Linked DNA regions of Homo sapiens: region 1 is linked to region 2. A link is a loop called in an ENCODE intact Hi-C map of the cell type or tissue named here. Cell type or tissue: Caco-2. All regions are shown on one strand. Links, peaks and the distances in the headings refer to the core of each region. The heading gives the core; the rest is flanking DNA. Region 1 has its middle 12 kb from the start of SPTBN1-AS2. Region 2 overlaps EML6 (EMAP like 6).

Region 1 (2,919 bases), core at 172-2,671, 150 kb before region 2:
TAGTATGTTGAAGTATATCTGAATTTAAATTGGTTTCATTTAGAGTTTTTTAATCATTTCAGAGGTACACACACATAAGATATTTACAAGTTATTCATTCAACATTTTTTGAAGTCCTACTGTATGGTAGAAAACAGATATCTATCTAGAAACTAACAGACAGCCTGGTAAATAATAAAACTCCATTGTGTAGCTATCCTACAGTTTATTTAACCAGGTCACTGTTAATGTTCATACTTTTCCTATAGGTGAATTGTTTTCTTTATAGTTTTCTAGTTTCATAATTACATTTAATAAATTTTTATTTTAGGCTGGGCACGGTGGCTCACGCCTGTAATCCCAGCACTTCGGGAGGCTGAGGCGAGTGGATCACAAGGTCAGGAGTTCGAGACCAGCCTGGTCAATATGGTGAAACCCCATCTCTACTAAAACTACAAAAATTAGCTAGGCGTGGTGACGGGCACCTGTAGTCCCAGCTACTCGGGAGTCTGAGGCAGGAGAATCGTTTAAACCTGGGAGGCAGACGTTGCAGTGAGCTGAGATCGTCCCACTGCACTCCAGCCTGGGCGACAGAGTGAGATTCCATCTCAAAAAAGAAAATAAAAAAATACACATTTTTATTTTAATAAAAGGAATTTGCATCTCATTAATGCATTTAATAAAGTTGTTAGAAATATTGATTCAATTATTAAAACTACATCAAAATCTATAGATGTTAATTATCATTCAGAAATATTGAATTCCCAGTTTCAGGGATTAAGCATAAACATAGTCATAGATACCTAACAGGATAAGACCAATTCCTGCAAAAATGTGCTACCATGAAGGCAACTCAAGATTTAGTAACACGATATTATGACAATATTCTGTGAAACAATCTGTCAGCATTTTCAGAAATATGACATACAATGCCTGGAACACCAGCCAGCCAGGCTTCTTGGTAGACATGTCAGTGAGGACAAAGCTGCACCGGGGTGACATATGTTTTTAAATGGCTCAGAGGCCAAGCACATTGCAAGGTGTCAGGCATCCCTCTGACATTTCAGTTGAATATAAATTTGGAGCTGAATCTTTATCAAAGGTAAATATGTACACACAGTAATGCTTTCATAAGAGAAAATCTCAGGTAAGCACCCTATGTAATGAAGACAGTAACTTATTAACACATAGCTCAGCTATCGATTGCTGTGTTGTAAGCCATCTCAAAGCACAGTAGCTATGTGATTTATTACTTGTCATGGTTCTGCGGTTGATGGAGCTCCACTGGGAGGAGCTTCTGCTCCACGTTGGGTGGCTGAGATCACTCATGCGACTGCATTCAGCCGGCAATTTGGCTGGAGCTGGGATGTCCAAATGGCCTCTCATCCTCCAGGATCTCCTTGCACTTGGCTTTTCACCCTTCAGCGGTTCCTATGGTTTGGATGTCCCACCCAAGTCTCATGGTAAACTCTAATCCCCAATGCTAGAGATGAGGTCTGGTGAGAAGTGTTTAGATCATGGGGGCAGATTCCTTGTGAATGTCTTGGGCCATCCCATCCCCTTGGTGATAAGCAAACTCTCACTCTAAGTTCTTGTGAGATCTGGTCATTTAAAAGTGTATGGCACACCACCCCCTGACCATGCTCCTGCTTTTGGCTTTTGCCATATGATGAGCAAGCTCCCATTTCACCTTCCACCATGAGTAAAGGCTCCCCAAGGCCTCCCCAGAAGCTGAGCAATGTTGGCACCATGCTTGTACAGCCTGCAGAACCATAAGTTGATTAAACCTCTTTTCTTTATGAATTACCAAATTTCAAGTATTTCTTTACTGCAATACAAGAACAGCCTAATACAGTGGTCTAGCTCCAAGGAACATTTGAAGAGGACAAGCCCCCATGTGAAAGTGTGTATTAAGCCTCTGCTTGCACCACACTAGCTAATGTCCCATTGGCCAAAGCAAGCCACATGGCCAAGGCCAGAGTCAAGAGCTTGAACACATAATACATAAGGGCATGACAACCAGTAAGTGTATTTCCCTGAGGCCATCAAAGTATAAAACTGCCACATCATGGTTTTTCTCTGTTTTACTTGAAAGGATGATAAAATTACTAGGAGGGAGCAAGTGAAACACTGAAATAGTGCCAGAGGAGACTACACAAGAAATTCCTCTAACTTTAAAAATCAGCCTCCTGCTGGATGCAGTGGTGGGCACCTGTCATCCCAGCTACTCAGGAGGCTGAGGTGGGAGGATCACATGAGCCCAGGAGTTCAAGACTAGCTTGGGCAACATAGCAAAACCCCATCTCTAAAAAAAAAAAAAAACCATCCTCTCCAAATCTTTTTCTTTTTCTTTTTTTTCTTTGAGACAGAGTCTTCCTCTGTTGCCCAGGCTGGAGTGCAATGGCGTGATCTCGGCTCACTGCAAGCTCCGCCTCCTGGGTTTCACGCCATTCTCCATGTTAGCCAGCATGGTCTCGATCTCCTGACCTCGTGGTCCGCCCACCTCGGCCTCCCAAAGTGCTGGGATTACAGGCATGAGCCACTGTGCCTGGCCCCATCCTTTCCAAATCTTAAGAGTGCAGCTGAACAATGTTGATTACAAAGGGGTGAAATGTGTAAACTTGTTGGTAAAGCTCATTTACTGACAAGCTTTACCAATAAGCTTTACCAAAGGGCAGCACACTTTTAGAAAATGTCAGTTTGTTCAGCTAATGGAAAACAAGCTTTACCATATGGATGGGTCCTTTTGACTCTCCTTGCCCAGGGTTCTTAGGGGAATCTCTGCTGTGGGCCCAGATGTCTCTGCAGGCCATCAGATTGAAGCAGGGGGATGAGTGTGACCACATGGATGGTATGATGCCAGCCTTCACCACTACCAAAGGGCCTGAGTCTCAGTGACACTAGGTAGATCAAAATGAGGAACGATTCCATCAAAAAATA
Region 2 (2,919 bases), core at 138-2,637:
CAGCTGGTGACCTGCTGGGCACTCTGAATTTTCAACAATCTGACATGCAAGAACACACTAGGTGGAGAATGGCTTGAGCAGGCAGTGGTTCTCAGCCCTGGGGAGCTAAAAGTAATGAAGTCTTGCTCTGGTCCAGACCAACTGGGAGGAATATCTGGGAGGGGCGCAAGCATCTGTGTCTTTTAAATGCTCTCTCTGTAGATTCTGGTGTACATTGAGGGTTGGGAACAACCATGCCTGGCCCTTTACCATATCAGGCCTTGGAACATGGGTTTTAAGAACACTATTAAATACGAGCCTCTGCCTGCTTTCAGTTTTCCCCTCTTGGACCAAATAATTGGGAGAAAAGGCCATTTTCTTCCCCAAATGGTTTGTTCTCTTTGTGTGCTGGAACATAGCCTTTTCCTCTGTGAGTTTGCAGTGCCAGCAGATCAAAATTATAATAGCAAATGACAAAAGCTAAGTTGTAAGATAAGGCAGAGTAACTAAGACTCTAGGAAAGGCCCATAGGGCACTTCATAGTTCCTGGCACTGCCACCTTACAGGGCTCGGATGTGACCACACATACAGCAAGTTGTTCTGTGCTGAGATGTGAACTTAATAGAAAGATCCTGACCTAGCACAAAACCCGCGGGTTAAAATAATAGCATAATGTATTGATTCATTCCTCAGTGCCAGACACTGGGTCATGTGTTGTTGTGTTGAATTCTCACAATGCTATGAAGTGTGAGTGCTAATAATCTCCACTTTACAGATGGAGGAACTAACGATATGAATGACTAAATACCTTACCATGTCACACAGCTGGCAACGGCTGGTATATAAATCCAGTTCATATATTTAACTGTTCAAAATAAACTAGTGGTAGAAAATAAGCAATGTCCCTTAGTAATGAGGTCTGATTTGATATTCACAGACTAGATCTCCCCATGGCCAGGCTTCAGGACTGTAGCAGAGGGAATTGGAAGGTTGCTGTTTCTCTTCTCTGGTCTGAGTATAAAATCAGGGCCACGGACTGGTGAGGATTTGGTCTTGGCATAAGAGGATTTTTTTGGTTTAGATGGGTGATTTGCTCTCTACCGCCATCTGCTGGCTCTCTGTACCAAGCATAGGCCCAAGCTCCACGTTTCTCATCACAAGTGGCACAGGGTATGGTGTCCAAATGTGGACACCTCATCTGTGTGGTGAAACGCCTTCAGTTCACAGTGTCAAAAGTAACAATGATGTGTATTTCTCCAGGAAAGAGAACTTCTGTGGTTTTAAATAATGAGGATGGTTTCTCCTGTTTCTCTTAACTACTGATGGATTTGTAACCATATTCCAAATACTAGCTTATATTTCTCTGACTCCCAGAGCAGAATAGAAAGCAGTATAAGACAGCTTCGTTGCCTTCTAATGCTGCAGCTGCCTTGGTCAGCCCAGCTGGGACATCATGATTACATTTCTGTTCTCTGGGTTTGTGTCAGAAGTAGAAACTAAGCCTGGATAGACAGGAGAAGGGAATTAATGTCAGAACTTTGTCAGGGATCTGCCATTCACCAAGGTCTCACCAGAAGGTTCCCAGAAGAGACTGTGTGGTTCTCTTTACCACTCTTGCATGCAGAAGAACAATTAGGTTAAAAAAGGATGGCAATGGGATGTTATTAGGAAACATGAATACAGCTTTTGACACACTGATGTCTTCCTTTTTAAAATGGTTATCTAAGGAATGAGAGTGACCTGGTATTGTATCTATTGCCTGGTGGACAGACGCCATGAGATTGACTTGTCTGATGTGACAAAAGACAATTGATGTGTTGAAAGAACTGAGTACTTAGGGAGAGACGCAGTTGCTCTCTGAGAGAAAATGTTCACAGCTCATTAAGTTGATATTGCAAGCAATGAAAATGTAGCAACTCCTTCTCTTGTTCTCTTCCCTTCCACCCATGTGTAGCCAGAAATAATCCTTGCTAAGCTCCGCCTTTACGTTGGTTAGTTCAGTGGAACCCTTTTTCAAATGAAATCGGAGATGGTGAGGTGTCAAGGGAAATGCAGCAGTGGGATCCTCAAACTCCCGCCTCTTGCTGTCCTATTTCCTGGCCCTCTCCTTGCCAGGAACCTGGCACTCTTCTGAGGAATGCAAGAGCTCCCTGGATATGGTCTGAAAAACACTGAGTGCCATGTGACTTGACTGGTTCATTAGTCTGGGCTGAGTTGGAAGGTTTTGGTCTTTGTTCCTGAGCCTCTTAAAATTTTTTAAAAGAGAGGATATATAGATATATATTTAATGTCGATATTTAATTCCAGGTTGTGGGTTATTATAATCTTTTTTCCTTGCTGAATTTATTCCCCCAAATAAGGTTAAAAATAGCAGGACAATAAATACAGTAAAAAAGTAGATTATTTAGTTTTTGCTGATGTTGGAAAATCATTAACTCTTTGCTTCCTGATAATGCTGAAGAGTACAGCATTAAATCCTTTCTGTAATAAAGCATAAATAGATACTTGACCAAATACAGCTCCAGGCCCTTGGGACAAATTCAAGTCATTTGGCCTTGAGAGGCCAGACATGCTGTTGGAGGCCTTGGGAGAACTGGTGTGTTCATGCTTACAGTGAAGCCATGGATTCCAGACCTGCCTGGAAAAGGGCCGTGTCTTTAAAACAATCAATGGCATTATAAAAGGACTATGATCTGAATATTCAATAACAGTTAAAATATATAACGTATCACTAAGATGTAATGTATATGTCTATATCTGTATACAATGTATGTGTATATAGGTACACATATACATTTGCATCACTTTAGTTTTTGATGCATGGATATCTGCTTACATATGTCTGGCCCCTTTTTCAAATGTAATCTTCATTACGGTAGGGGCCTATCTTGTTCACTGTTAAGCTCCACTGTCAGGCACAGAGTAGTGCTGAATAAAAAT

What was found. Hi-C counts contacts between places; a loop is a spot of excess contacts. Peaks named below come from ENCODE experiments on the same cell type or tissue, not always from the same donor. Only the 100,000 strongest peaks of a DNase experiment are listed, where the experiment ranks them.
Region 1: a loop joins it to region 2, with 3 times the contacts of the local background. A loop is called at or near these places in 6 of 110 quality-filtered maps.

What each region holds. Positions count from the first base shown.
Region 1 is chr2:54,690,712-54,693,630 of GRCh38, forward strand. No RefSeq gene overlaps it. Among named protein-coding and RNA genes, the nearest start is that of SPTBN1-AS2, 12 kb to the left of the region's middle. RefSeq lists a silencer at 1,001-1,295. In Caco-2, for the core only: no CTCF peak of the experiment used is centred there; a DNase peak (open chromatin) is centred at 1,260.
Region 2 is chr2:54,837,655-54,840,573 of GRCh38, forward strand. The region is part of intron 7 of EML6 (EMAP like 6); the gene reads left to right. Among named protein-coding and RNA genes, the nearest start is that of EML6-AS1, 88 kb to the left of the region's middle. In Caco-2, for the core only: a CTCF peak has its summit at 1,079 (motif pointing left); a DNase peak (open chromatin) is centred at 1,107.